5 separate regions of the Homo sapiens genome follow, and all the other regions are linked to region 2. Evidence: chromatin contacts called from ENCODE Hi-C or POLR2A ChIA-PET data. All regions are on one chromosome and are shown on one strand. Each heading gives the region's core, a stretch centred on a gene start or an enhancer-like site at or near the end of the contact. The rest is flanking DNA. Distances are from core to core; before and after follow the strand shown. Region 1 holds the start of TTPAL (alpha tocopherol transfer protein like). Region 2 holds the start of IFT52 (intraflagellar transport 52). Region 3 holds the start of FITM2 (fat storage inducing transmembrane protein 2). Region 4 holds the start of SERINC3 (serine incorporator 3). Region 5 overlaps PKIG (cAMP-dependent protein kinase inhibitor gamma).

Region 1 (2,700 bases), core at 39-2,538, 880 kb before region 2:
TCGCACCCCACCTTGATGCACATTAAATGCCAGTCAAAACAAACTAATAACCCATCATCCTTGGAATAACTCGTGCACTTCTGATACACTCTGCCTGGAATTTCCTCTTCTAATTTGTTCCTAACTTGACAGCTCAGGCTCAGCTGCCATGTCACCACCTCAGTGAATCCTTCCCAAACTCCCTGAGGGTGATTCCCTCCAGTTTTCCACAGAACTGGGTTCCTATTTCTTTTTTAGAAATTACAGTCCAATGCTATGGGCATTTATCTAGAGTCAGTTTCACCACGCACTCATTTATCAAATAATTACCGATCACCTACCATATATGTCAGGCACTGTGCTCACAGGCACTGGGAACACAGACGCAAACAATACAATTCCTTGCCTAATAAAGCTTACATTATAGTGGAATGAAGAGAATGCATACTTGAGCATTTTACCATGTATCAAGCATTGCTAAGCCCTTTACCCATTTCCTCATTTAATCTTCACGTTATTTGGTGAGAGCGCTATTACTGTTGCCATTTTACAAAGGAGGACAAAAAGGACTGTCCCCTAGAATCTAAGTTCCACGAGGGCAGAGGGCTTGTCTGCCATGTCCACTGCCACCCCCAGTGCCGGGCACATGGCAGTGGTCTGTACACATCAGCGGAGGATATAGGTTAAGCGATTCGCCCAAGGGGGCACACCCGGTGAGGCAGAGCAAGGATGCGTCTAGCCCCACCCTGGGCTTCTAATCTGTACCCTCCACCTGGAGCTTCATGTTGACTCTCCAGGGACTCAGCAGTGCCGAGCGCTCAGCAGGACTCAGTCACAGGCTGGTGAATGAGCTGACAGGCGGACATATGAGTGAGATGCAGACACCATTGGTAACGGTGAAGCCAAAGATCTCCCCCACCTGGAGCCCATCCTTTCTGGAGCATCACTTTCCTTTCCACCCCTTCCTCTCAACAAGGAGAGGTCAGGAAGCCATCTCTCCTAGAGCCCCCGAGACCCCATATCCCGTGGACAACCTTCCGAGGCCCCCACTTCCGGCTGTCACCCCCTCCCCAGGTGTCCCCATTTCCTGGGGTCTCTCGCTCCTCTGGTCCCCACTTCCGGTTATCCTTCCCTCTCAGGGGTCCCTCTCCTCAGCTCCCAGGGCACACGGATGGGCTCGCGGGCACTCACCGGCCCGACTACGGGCGGAGCGCGGGTCAATCGGCGGCGGGAGCCTCGTCCGGCAGCGCACGCAGAACCGACCCGCACTCCCTGCCCGGCCTGCCCGGCCTCTCGCGCCGGAAGTGACGATCCAGGGCGTGGGAGGCGGGGCTCCGCCTAGGAGCGCGCATGTGCGACGCCTCCCCGCGGCGTTGGTGTTCAGTCCCCACCTGGCTGCCGGAGCTCCGAGCTGCGGACCTGGAGTGGCTGGGAGGAGCTGGGGCACCAGCCGCTTGTCAAACCCGGCTTATAGATGGGGAAACTGAGGCTCAGAGAAGGAAGGAAAGAAGCTGCCATTTTCCAAGAACATGCTAACATGTACCTGTTGTTTAACATCCATGATCTCATTAACTCCTCATATTTATGCAATTCCCCTATTTCAGGAAAGGGAAACTGGCAATCAAGGCAGTAAAGGGCTTCAAACCCGGACCTCAGGATTAGCATTCTAGACTTCCCCCCACTATGGCTGCTATCAGGACTAGCTGCTCCAAAAAGGGAGACTCCAAACCAGGGGACATCTGTCTGTCATTAACTGAGTGACCTGGAGCAAGTCCCCATTCCTTCTTGTGCTTCCGTTTCCTTACCTGAAACCTGATTCTTGCTCTGGAGCCTGATTCAATAATTACTTTTTTCCTGCTTTGGGGTTCATTACGTTCCCTCCAGACAAAGGCTTTACTAACTCCCACCCCAGTCCATTAAGATCCGCCCGCAAGTATTTTGTGCAACTGCAACTTTGAGGCAAATCTCCTAGGTCCCTCTGAGGCAGAACCTCTGGTGGTCCAGGAGAACTCTGAGCCTAAAGAAACGACCTTAAACAGTCTTTTCATTTTCCTACCCCAGGGGCAAGAGGAGTCCCAAGAAGATGGGAAGTGACCCATGAGGGCCACAAGAACGTGGCAGTTTCTGCCAGATTGAGGGGCAGGGGGCAGCAGTATGGAGGCGACCTGGGAATCATGAGTTTTGACTCCTGCTCTCAGTTTCATCACTTCTAAGATTGACAGACAAAATATATAACATTCACTACAGTTTGAATTTCAGATAAACATTTAAGCATGTTCCTTTCCAAACACACACACACATACACACAGATAAGTGTGTCCTATGCAACATTTGGGACACATTTATACTTTAAAAATTGTTGTTTATAGGAAATTCAAATATGACTACTGGGCATCCTGGATTTTGTTTTGTTTGCTAAATCTATGTATTATTTTCCTGTTACTGTTACAAGGAATTACTGCAAACTTCATGGATTGAAACAACACAGATATATTCTCTTGCAGTTCTCTAGGTCAAAAGTCTAAAATCAAGGTGTTGGCAAGGCTGCATTCTTTTGGGGATTTGGAGGAAGCATCAGTTCCTTTCCTTTTACAGTTTGTAGAGGCCACCTGCATTCCTTAGCTTATGGCCCCTTCTTCAAATCACCTCAACCTCTGGCTTCTGTTGTCACCTCTACTACTGACTGATCCTCCTGCTTCCCTCTTCTTATAAGGACTCTTG
Region 2 (2,700 bases), core at 115-2,614:
CTGGAGTGCAGTGGTGCAATCTCGGCTCGCTGCAACCTCCGCCTCCCAAGTTCAAGCAATTCTCCTGCCTCAGCCTCCCCAGTAGCTGGGATTACAGGCGCGCGCCATAGTAGAGACGGTGTTTCACCAGGTTGGCCAGGCTGGTCTGGAACTCCTGACCTCAAGTGATCCACCCGCTTTGGCCTCCCAAAGTGCTGGGATTACAGGTGTGAGCCACCTCGCTCGACTGGTTTAATTATTTTCTAAATTGCTAAAAAAGCTGCCTGACCCCAATTCATCTCTTCAATGCTGATTTGAAATACAGTACCACCTCGCCTATATAATAAATCCCTATATATAAATCGCTCTTATTCTGAGTTCTAATATATTTTATCTACCTGTAAGCTCCTGCTGAGTCCCAAACTTTTTAAATTAATTTATTTATTTTCAGAGACAGGGTTTCCTTTTGATACCCATGCTGGTCTCTGACTCCTGGGCTCAAGGGATCCTGCCGCCTCAGCCTACCAAGTAGCCAGGACTACGGGCCCACACTGCTGCACCCATCTTCTATGCTAGTTTAATTGCTATACCTTTATGTTATAATATCTGGTGGTTCTGGAGAGCTAATCTCCCTTATTAGCATTAATTTTAGAATTTTCCTGGCTACTTTCACATATTTATCCTTCTTTAAGCACTTTAACATCATTTTGTCCAGTTGAAAAACTGCCCCCTCCATGGTCCCACCACCGTGATACATCTATCTTTTTTTGTTCTGTTAGTTCAGCCCCTGGTGAGAGTAGCAGGTCTGCGTTCCTGTACTGTCAGACTTAGCCAGAAATGCATTTCCTTAATAATAGTATAAGGCCTTTAAAACTATAAAAATAACAAATATTTGGGTAACGCTGCCAAACCATTCTCTCGCTTTCTCTTCAATAACATTACCAGTCAAATCAGTATTTTCCCACATGAATACCGAGGGGTCGCAGCCACGACAGAAGAGAGATTAAGACTGTACGATTCCTCGTCCCATGCTCTTTCATAGTCAGCGGAACGACTAAACACCTGCACCACCCGAGGCCGTGGAGATGGGCGCCCAGCCGGGGCGCCAGGAACCCGGGCTACGTCCGCGCCCACAGTTTACTTCACCCCGGGGGACCCTGGATGTTCTATGACCGGCCCAGCGGCCTCGAAGAGTGCGGCGAGTCCCTCGCCAGCTCCCAGGCCGCACCAACGCCCCAGCCGGCCCACCACTGTTGGCGCCCTTTACCTGAGGCCCAGCGACCACCGCTCACCTGACGCCGCCCAGCATCCCGCGGCCAGGTATCCAAGGCCGCTTAGTAACCGGAGAGGCGCGTCGGTGCGCCGGGAGGCGTGGCCCAGGACGCAGCGCTAGCTCCGGCCGACGTGATGACGACAGCACGGAAGGCGCCTCTCCGTCGCAGGCGTCAGGGGTAGGCAGCCTGACTGATGTGGGGCTGTACCATTTGGTGCATGAGGGGCAAATCCAAACATAAGGAGAATTAACTTTTCACCAAAAATAAACCCATTTAATTTTGTTCTTTAGTATCAATTACGAGTAAAGACTAATAACAACGGTAGGACCCAAGTGCCCAAACTTCGCTCCACCCACAGGGAGGAGAATAGTGAAGGCTTCCAGCGCGGGGGGGTTGGAGAACGCCCCAGCTTCGATTCCCAAAGCGCAGGAGCAGAGTGGAGCCAGGCGAGGGCGGGGCCGGGCGGAAGGCTGTGCTGGACTATTAGGAACTACTTAACGGAAAAGGGTGCGCAGGTTTAGTGTTGAGAATGATAAACCGTATAATTCTGTTTTATTAACTCCGCATCTTTGCTTGCCATGGTACTAGGCTTGAGCGCCGGCGAGCATGGCGGGGAGTTAGAACTTGAATAGATTCTACAAAAATGTGAAAACTATGAACTGTATTAGGGAGTCTAACGACTAAGCTGGTCAAAAAGGCGCCCCTGTTGAGCAGAGATTTGAAGAGAGAGTGGTATTCATTAAGGCAAAGGCTGGGGAAGGGCGTTCCCGGCAGAAAGAACTGCTTGTGCAAAAGCACCACCAATACAGGTTGCCCTGCCATCGCCATTAAGATGGGAAACCAGAAGCCTGCAACTACCAACAGGCCACCCGACTACCCAGGAAAGCGCTCTGTGCCTGCCTTTAGAGGTGTGTGGATTTGTGAACAACGCTGCAGCAGCCTGGAAGACCCAAACTGAAGATTGCAGAGAGCTCTGACAGTTTTTATTTACATTTATGTTTGTCTTCGAATCTAGGATATTAAAACACATACAACTCGTGTTGCTTTCCACAATTTCTGTCACTGGAAATTTTAAAAGTGGAGACGGGCCGGGCGCAGCGGCTCTCTCCTGTAATCCCAGCACTTTGGGAGGCCGAGGCAGGTGGATCTCTTTAGCCCAGGAGTTTGAGGCCAGCCTAGGCAACATGGCGAAACCCGGTATCTACTAAAAATAGGAAAAATTACCTGGGCGTGGTGGCGCGCGCCTGTAGTCCCAGCTGCTTGGGAGACTGAGGTGGGAGGATTGATTGATTGATCCTAGGAGGTTGAGGCTGCAGTGAGCCGTCATGGTGCCGCCGCACTCTAGCCTAGGCAACACAGTGAGACCTTGTCTCAAAAAGAAAGTGGAGAACAGGGTGATTTGAGAATTCTCTTTGGTCAGATGAAGTGGCTTCTGCCTGTAATCCCA
Region 3 (2,700 bases), core at 132-2,631, 720 kb before region 2:
GACGGTCTCGCTCCGTGGCCCAGGCTGGAGTGCAATGGGACCATCACAGCTCACTGCAACCTCAAATTCCTGGGCTCAAGCAATCCTCCCACCTCAGCCTCCTGAGTAGCTGGGACCACAGGCCTGAGCCACCAAGTCAGCTAGTTTTTAAAATTATTTCTTATAGATACTGAGTCTCACTGTGTTGCCCAGGTGAAAATAAATTTAGAAATTTAAACTTTAAATGTAATAATTGCACCAGGTGAGATGGCTCACTCCTGTAATCTCAGCACTTTGGGAGGTGAAGGCTGGCAGATCACTTGAGGTTAAGATTTGGAGAGGTCAGATCACTTGAGGACAGGAGTTGGTCAGCCTGGCCGACATGGTGAAACCCCATCTCTACTAAAAATACAAAAATTAGCTGGGTGTGGTGGTGCGTGCCTGTAATCCCAGCTACTCGGGAGGCTGAGGCAGGAGAATCGCTTGAACCTGGGAGGCAGAGGCCTGCAGTGAGCTGAGATCGCGCCACTGCATTCCAGCCTGGGCAACAGAGCGAGACTATGTCTCTAAATAAATTAATTATATTAATTAATTAATTTAATAACTGCAGAGCGTGGTGGCTCACACTTGTAATTGCAGCATTTTAGGAAGCCGAGGCAGGAGGATCGCTTGAGCCCAGGAGTTTGAGACCAGCCTCGACAACGAAGCAAAACCCTGTCTCTACAGAAATAAAAATAAAAAAAATTAGCCAGGTGTGGTGGTGCCCGCCTGTGGTCCCAGCTACTCGGGAGGCTGAGGTGGGAGTATTGCTTGAGACCAGAAATTTGAGGTTGCGGTGAGCTGCGACGGTGCCATTGCACTCCAGCCTGGGCGACAGAGAGGGACCCCCCCCCAACTAACTAATAAATAAATAAATACAATAATTATTCCTAAGGAAACTTCATCTCATGTCCCTCTACGTGTGCCAACGTAATGAACCCCTGAGCTCATAAACTAGCTTTTGGGAAAGGTTGATCTCCTCTTGTCTCTCGCATTTTACAGATGAGAAAACTAAGACTCAGATGGCAGAGGTGTCTCCGAGGCTCCAAGAAAGATCAAATGATGCTGTGACTACTGCTCCAATTCTCCAGGGCTACATTTATCCTCTTCCAGCCTCCAGCAAATACTTTCACAAGCGCTTTTTCCCAGACCAGAGCAAGACGCGGAGGCTCGGGGAGAGGAGGCGGCCAGGAGAGCGCAGAGGAGACGAGCGAGTTCGGGGACCGTCACGCGCCAGAGGCAGCAGCGGCCACGAGGGGGAGCGCGCGGGCTCCGGAGCCCAAGCACGCCTCAAGCTGTGGGACTCGCGGGCAGTGCGCATGCGCTCGAAGGGAGGTGGAGGCGCAGGTCCGGGCGAAGGGCGATACGGTGGCCGAGAGGGCACGGAGAGGAGGACGGTGGCTGACGAGATCCGGCATGGAGCATCTGGAGCGCTGCGAGTGGTTGTTGCGGGGGACGCTGGTGCGGGCGGCCGTGCGGCGCTACCTGCCCTGGGCCCTGGTGGCCTCCATGCTGGCGGGCTCCCTCCTCAAGGAGTTGTCCCCGTTGCCCGAGAGCTACCTCAGCAACAAGCGCAACGTCCTCAACGTGTGAGTGCACCCCGGTCCTCCGCTGTCCCCGCCCGAGCCGGCCCGCTGTCGCCTCGCCCAGAGAAGCCGGTGCTAGCTGCCGTGGTGGACGAGTCATTGGAGGGGAGGTCCTCCTCCTAGCCGTGACAGCAGCATCTGCACGCGTGTCACGCCTGGGAGGCCCCGGGGTAGCTGGTGTCACTAGCAGTTAGTGTTTGCAGACCCACTTTGGGCAGCATGAGCTTGACTGGGCAGGTGGTGACAAGCGGGGTCGTGTGTGTCTCTGTATATGTAGGGGTGTGGAATGGGGTGGGGATGAACCAGCCCCTGTCACCACTCCCCCGCCTCCCCTTGGAGTTAGGAGCTGACCCCTGCCCTGTTTGGGAGATGCCATCTCACCTCTGTCCTGCCTGCCTGTGGCAGACCCCGCGCAGACCCCACCCTGCGTCAGATCAGATCCCTCCAGCGCGTGACAGAATCCCTTTACGACCTGTGGAAGAGCCTCGCCCCAGCCTGTGACAGGCAGAGCCCCCGCCTGTGAGATACTCACAGAGGGCTGGAACCCCCTAGTCTGTGCCCTTTCCCCTGGATCTCCTTGGATCATCTCAGCCACTCAGAATGCATGGCAGTGGCCCAGAAAAGCAATCCCAGCTGGGCGCTTTGAGACATCTCCTTAACTCCACCCATCCACTCCTTTGCTTGCTTACTTGCTTTTTTCAAAACTCCCGGTTAGTAAGTTTATTGCACAAAAACTCTGTTGCGGTCATAAAGGGAAACTCTGAAAGATAAAACTGCTCCCTTGATGTGAGCCTAAGTGTTTTCCAGAATAAGTGTCTCTGGCGTGTCCTGAAAGTCAGCCCAACTTTGGTTATCTGCTTAAAACCCTGGTTCCTTTCACAGGCAGCTTCCTCAAATGCCTGACGGGTCTTGGCTCTGGCAAGATCTTCCTTATCAGTCCCAGTGAAGATTTTAGTGACAGGCCTGGGGGTGGTGCCTGAGAATCCATTGGAACCTAGAAAAAAGTCCTTCTGTCCTTGGTCCACCTTCCTTCCTCACCCACCCTGAGAGGCTGGGCTAAGAATAGATCATGAGAGTGGTAGTGGCCCCAAGTCTC
Region 4 (2,700 bases), core at 197-2,696, 930 kb before region 2:
CCTAATTCTTTTTGACTACAGGTATGTTTCTGGTAGAATTCGATCTGTAAAATTTATCACAGTCAGCTCTCTTAAGTCCAGACCAGCAATACTCAGACAGGAAGAAGCAAGAATGTTAAGGACTACCTGGAAAGTTCAGTGGTCCTGAAGCAACTTGACTTGAGCTGGTATTTGTGTATGTGTGGTGAGGAGAGGGATCTGGGAAAAGAGAGGTAGGAATTATTAAATGTGAGTAGTTCTCTTTCTTCTTTCATCAGCCCTTTTCATGGCCTTGGGCAAACTTTGAGCCTCATTCCATTTCTGTAAAAGATGAATTTGGAATACATTTTCAAGGAATCCAGGAAATAACATCCCCAAATATGCCACACTGGTATGATGATTGCTTGGGGAACAGCACATGGAGAGAGGGGCTTTTCATGAATTTCCCTTATCAGACTAAAGGCTGACAATCCAGAAGGAATTCAATTATGAATCCCCTTCCAGAGAGTTTTATCTATCAGGGAAGATTAACACACCACAGGAGAAGATATTGAAGTGTGACACCTTGTTGTCCGGACATCATCATTGTTTGCCACATTCCACCTAAACTATTATATGTGTAAGTAAAAAATGTTTTCATTTTCTTCTTTAAGTGAACTCTCAAATTTGACATGTATTTTGAAAGGAATATTTACATCACTGCTTAAATGGGAAATCAGCATTGCTCGGAAGAAATGAAAAGGTTATTGCTAACACACACCTCAAAACAAAACAATATTTTAAAACTGCAGGCATGGTTGCCTGTTTGAGAGATCTGGAAAATGAAGGCTTTACTCTGTTAGAAAGGGAGATAAATACTAGAAAAATGTTAAATACCATACTGGCCTCAAACAACTAGCCTGTTGGTTTGAAATGGGACGTTCTCACTCTGCTGTTTAATATCGCTTAATGTCCTTCATGCACCCTTAGAGCCATTCATTTTTCCCAAATGGGGTGCATCCCACATTTTAGGATACGATTTCCATCGTTTCTAGGTTAATTTGGACTCATCCTTTAGTTCGCAGATTAAAAAATAAATCCTTCAGAGAAGCCTTCCAAGACTACTGCCCAGCTAAATTACTTTCCCCTTACAATAGGAGGCACTAAATACACCTTTATTGAAAGCCTATTCCCCCATACTACTTCATCGTATTCATTACATTGGGGCACGGTGCATTTATGTTGTCAGATCTCCTATTAACTAGAGAATAAATTCTGAGCGTACTGTGCCTCTCTGTACACTTCTGTAACTTCCAGATCTTTGCACAATGAATACAAATGATGTAAGGAATGACACCTTCACAGTTCCTGCAACCCCAGGATGGTTTAGCCCCACCTTCCCCCTCAGCCAATGACAGGCGCCCCCCTCTGCCGCTCCGGTCGCGGACGGTGGGCGGGGCCACGCCGTGACGCATCCGTGCGTCTGTGGAAGGCTGCGTTTCCGGCCTGAGAAACCGTCATGTTTCTGGGGAGTCACCTCAGCTGGCAGTTACCACCGTGTTAGAAAGCAGCCTCAGGACCGGCCACCTCCATCACTGGCGTCACCATGGGGGCTGTGCTGGGTGTCTTCTCCCTCGCCAGCTGGGTGAGTTCGGGGTCCCGAGTCCTCGCCGGACCTGCGGTTTGCGGGGAAAGGCCTCGAGACCAGAGCTGCACGGGCCTTGGCTCCAGAGGCTCTCGGGATGTCAGCAGGCCCTGGGCTACAGAGGGTCTCCGGGGCCCCAGACGCAAATCCGCGATACCCTCAGGTCCAGCTTAGGCGGCTCGCCCTCCGGGTTCCTCGGGGAACGGAAGAGGCTAGGCCGCCATTGTTTACAATTCGGATGGCTCCGCCCTGCGAGGCTTCCTGACTAGGTTCCTCTGGAGCTGGAGAGGGACCAAGGAATGACAGCTCCCAGCGAGGGGCTCCGGTTCCTCCCGAAGCACCTCTTAAGGTGCCATCATTTAGTTCTAGGTGGCTCAAGTAATATTTTTATCCCCTAGCACGGGATTTGCCAAAACTACAGAGTGTGTGGCAAAGCTGGGGTTTTAGCGGAGGCTTGTCTGCAGTTCAGGTGCAAGGGAAAGAAGCCCTTGTGGATTGTTATTCAAAATTGGAAACCAGGGCCTGAATATTTTGGGACTGCTGTAAGTCATTTATCCGAGGATAATCACCCCAGCATTCCTCTCTTCGAGAACGATTGTGACAGTGAAGTGAAGGTTTAATCACCTTGTAAACTGTAAACATTTTAAAGAGAAAATTATAGGGCCTATAAAAGAATATGCTGAGTTCCCTCATTTACCCACTTCAGAGGAGCGTGATTCCTTGATTCCTCATTCTCCAGCTGATTTAATTGACCAAGTGTGTAGAAAAAGCACACTCAGTTTCTCCTGCTGTACTCACAACACACTTTTGACACCTGATGTGTGGTGTGTGGGGATTTTCCCCCAAACATCAGGCAAACAGTCAGCTCTGCAGGGGATGCCAACTTGGTGCCCTACAAGTCAATTCCGAAGCTCTCTACTTGGAGATAGCATCAAATCACACAAGTGGAGGGCTCAGTCTCACAAGACTGTGCCCACTTTCTGTGCCAATGGCAAGCCTCAGGTTGTTTTACCTGTGCTTCTGACCGGCCACCTATAAATCAAAGTTCCCGTGACCTCCCTCCTTGGCTTTGATTAATTTGGTCACAAAACTCAAGG
Region 5 (2,700 bases), core at 195-2,694, 1.0 Mb before region 2:
AAAGTATAAATGATGGCCGCAGGCTCTAACCAATTGCAGATAGTAGTGATTGGAGCCCACAACACAAGCACCTTTGAGATATGCAAACAAACATGAGACTTTGCCCAGGGAGAAATTAAAATTAGAGCTAAACTTGAAATACAGCGGTATGTGGGTGGGGGGATTGGGAGACAGGCCCTTATTCAAAAACAGAGAAGTGAAATCACTGAGTGATGATTTATTTTAAGTGTGTTTTTCTGTACTATCTAGCTTTTCTTCCCTTGAACATATTCTAATTTTGCAATCAGAAAAAAAAAATCCACAATAAATGTTATAAAAACAAACCAACGGAAAATCAGTGGTGATTTTAGACTACAAAAGTCACCCGTCCCTCTGTTTCCTTACTACAACTTTGGACTTCAGATTCAGGGCCCTCTCAGGTGGGGCCCATACATTTTGTAAGGAAGTGTTCTTTCCACCCCTCTGAAGCCACGGGGGATAGGAAGGTGCCAGAAATGAGTGCTTCAGCAGGGGCAGCTCTCAGTTGCTCCCTAATGCAAATGCTGGCAAAGCTCCCAGAGCCAGGAATTGTAGGGAGAGAGCAGAAGGAATCAACCCAGCGCAAGATCAGGACCTCCACAATATGCTGATCCAGTGTCTGGTGTTTTGTAGCACTTGTGCATATTTCTTTTGCAGTACTTTTCACGTGCCATTAAAATTATTCACTCCTCTGTCTATCTTCCCTTGTTGCACAGAGAATTCCACAAGACCAGAGGCAGTGTCTTTACCCTGGTCCTCTAGTTCAGTGCTTAGTACTAACAGGTCCTCAATGTACATTTATGGAATGTTAAAGACTACACTGATAAAGTACTAAAACAGTAACTGACCTAGGTTCCTGGGACATAGTAAGAATACACCAAATACTTTCTTCGGTGCCATGAAGGGCCATTATTCAGTTCTGAAGAGTCAAGCTAAAGCCTGTAATTTCTTGAAACATTAAAGAGACTTCTTTTTGGAAATGCAGCTTCCTCCAGTAAGAGCGGATACATTATGTGTTCTAATCTGCAATTCATAATCAGTCAGCATAGGAGCCCACGGCAACTTCCAAAGAAACCACTCTTTGAAGGAGCAGTACTCCAAGTTTTCCTAAGACATTTCTGAAGGATTTCCAGGAGGTAGTGAGCTCAGCCTAGGGTCATGATTAATAACCTGTTTCCCAGAACTTTAGATTTTCCACCTCAGTCTCCACTTAGGAATTGCTTCTGGCCCCTCGTGAAAGCATTTGGCAGAGTTAATTGGGCCAGTTCAGCTTCTTGTCTGTCACAGCCAGCACCTGTTACCAGCTTCTTCCTTAAGTGGCTGGGCTAGGGTCCTCTGGTCCCAAGAGAATAGCACCCACTTCTGCTTTTGGCCTCAGCACTGGCTGGCTGATTTGAGGTTCAGCATCACTTGACTGGGTGACAGGAAATAATGCTGAGGCTTGGTTTGAAGAGCCAACATGGCAGCTCCAGGGTTCATCACAGGGGTTTCAAAATGATGAGTTCAAAGATAACTTCTGGTTCCTCATGCAAATGCCATCCTATGTCTGAGGGGGCAGATGCCTGTGTACATTGGCTGACATTCTCTTTCTGGAAATTGAGAGCAGCTAATCCTAAGCATGTATTTTTGTACTAACTAAGTGCTTTATGAGCCCTATCTCATTTCATCCGCATGGCACCCCTTTGAGGTCAGTATGACTGTGACCCCCCACTTGACAGAAAGAGAAGTAGGTTCTATAAAGTGAGGTGATCAGTCCAGGATCTCCCAGCTAGGAGGCGGTGAAAGCAGAGCTCTTACCTGCTATCCCCTTCCAATTTCTCACTGAACTCGAGAGCTCTCACCTGCTGTCCCTTTCCAATTTCTCACTGAACTCAAGAGCTCTCACCTGCTATCTCTTTCCAATTTGTCACTGAACTCTAGAGCTCTTACCTGCTATTCCTTTCCAATTTCTCACTGAACTCGAGAGCTCTTACCTGCTACCCCTTTCCAATTTCTCACTGCCCTCTAGATTGTCTAAATCGAAAGAAACGGTAGACACCAACCAGATGCAGGGCTGCAAATTCCCACAGGGGCCAGGGGCCAGGCAGGAGACTAGAGGGCACAGGGGAATGCGCAAATGGTAATGAACTGGAGAACACACCTGCCTAAAGGCATTCAAATTAAAAACAAAACACCACTCTGACTTCTGACTAGAGTTCACTTGTCATCATTTAACAGATGGAGCAACTGAGATCCAGGGAGGTGATATGAAAAAGGCACTGCAGTATGGTGAAATATTCAAGGGCTTCGGGGACAACCAGTTCTCATTGGGAACTCAAGCTCTAGCCCCTGCCAGCTGTGAGACTCTGGGCAATCCACTGCACCTCTCTGTGCCTTTCTTAGGTGTAAAATGGAGATGATCTCTGCCTCACATCATTGCTGTGAAGATTAAGAGAAGTCAGCATATGCAAGATGCCCAGCCCTGTGTGTGACATTTATTTCAGGAAGATACCAAAGCCAAATGAGATCTCTGGACACATCTTTTCCACAACCTACCTCCACTCCCAAGATGCCCTAAACTCACTGCCGGGAGTGACTGAGGTGGGAGAGATCAGCAAACACACACTGATAACAGGAGCAACTTTGACACACAAAACAAGAACTGAAAGCCACCCTCATCTGGTACATGAAGGCCTACCTAGT

What was found. Hi-C counts contacts between places; a loop is a spot of excess contacts on that map. ChIA-PET counts read pairs that join two places held with the same protein, here RNA polymerase II (POLR2A). Pooled maps may share reads with other maps.
Region 1: a loop to region 2 is called in a map of CD8-positive, alpha-beta T cell, with 3 times the contacts of the local background. The contact joins the promoter of TTPAL here to the promoter of IFT52 in region 2. A Hi-C loop is called at or near these places in 1 of 168 maps with a recorded cell type or tissue (CD8-positive, alpha-beta T cell), 1 of 37 single-sample maps with no recorded cell type and 6 of 50 pooled maps. POLR2A ChIA-PET finds 5 or more read pairs at or near these places in 1 of 52 experiments (OCI-LY7).
Region 3: a loop to region 2 is called in a map of CD8-positive, alpha-beta T cell, with 26 times the contacts of the local background. The contact joins the promoter of FITM2 here to the promoter of IFT52 in region 2. A Hi-C loop is called at or near these places in 2 of 168 maps with a recorded cell type or tissue (CD8-positive, alpha-beta T cell and naive thymus-derived CD4-positive, alpha-beta T cell) and 11 of 50 pooled maps. POLR2A ChIA-PET finds 5 or more read pairs at or near these places in 1 of 52 experiments (Panc1).
Region 4: a pooled map shows a loop between it and region 2 (5-fold over the local background). The contact joins the promoter of SERINC3 here to the promoter of IFT52 in region 2. A Hi-C loop is called at or near these places in 9 of 50 pooled maps.
Region 5: a loop to region 2 is called in a pooled map, with 4 times the contacts of the local background. The contact joins the enhancer-like site here to the promoter of IFT52 in region 2. A Hi-C loop is called at or near these places in 1 of 50 pooled maps. POLR2A ChIA-PET finds 5 or more read pairs at or near these places in 3 of 52 experiments (A673, WTC11 and activated B cell).

What each region holds. Positions count from the first base shown.
Region 1 is chr20:44,474,462-44,477,161 of GRCh38, reverse strand. It overlaps TTPAL (alpha tocopherol transfer protein like), which reads right to left and starts at 1,288. Exons shown (of 5, transcript NM_001039199.3): 1 at 1,171-1,288. RefSeq lists a silencer at 1,183-1,312 and an enhancer at 1,403-1,492.
Region 2 is chr20:43,589,601-43,592,300 of GRCh38, reverse strand. IFT52 (intraflagellar transport 52) reads right to left here and starts at 1,364. Exons shown (of 14, transcript NM_016004.5): 1 at 1,247-1,364. RefSeq lists an enhancer at 1,173-1,242.
Region 3 is chr20:44,309,883-44,312,582 of GRCh38, reverse strand. FITM2 (fat storage inducing transmembrane protein 2) reads left to right here and starts at 1,381. Exons shown (of 2, transcript NM_001080472.4): 1 at 1,381-1,607. The coding sequence starts at 1,435. RefSeq lists enhancers at 1,329-1,478, 1,075-1,804, 1,769-1,858, 1,805-2,534.
Region 4 is chr20:44,520,816-44,523,515 of GRCh38, reverse strand. SERINC3 (serine incorporator 3) reads left to right here and starts at 1,446. Exons shown (of 10, transcript NM_006811.4): 1 at 1,446-1,603. The coding sequence starts at 1,565. RefSeq lists enhancers at 1,254-1,548, 1,455-1,764, 1,683-2,235.
Region 5 is chr20:44,585,200-44,587,899 of GRCh38, reverse strand. All of the region lies in intron 1 of PKIG (cAMP-dependent protein kinase inhibitor gamma), which reads right to left. Among named protein-coding and RNA genes, the nearest start is that of PKIG, 4.0 kb to the right of the region's middle. Within about 2 kb of position 1,444, at least 7 of the 41 ENCODE cell types and tissues checked have a DNase peak (open chromatin) inside an H3K27ac peak, as active enhancers do.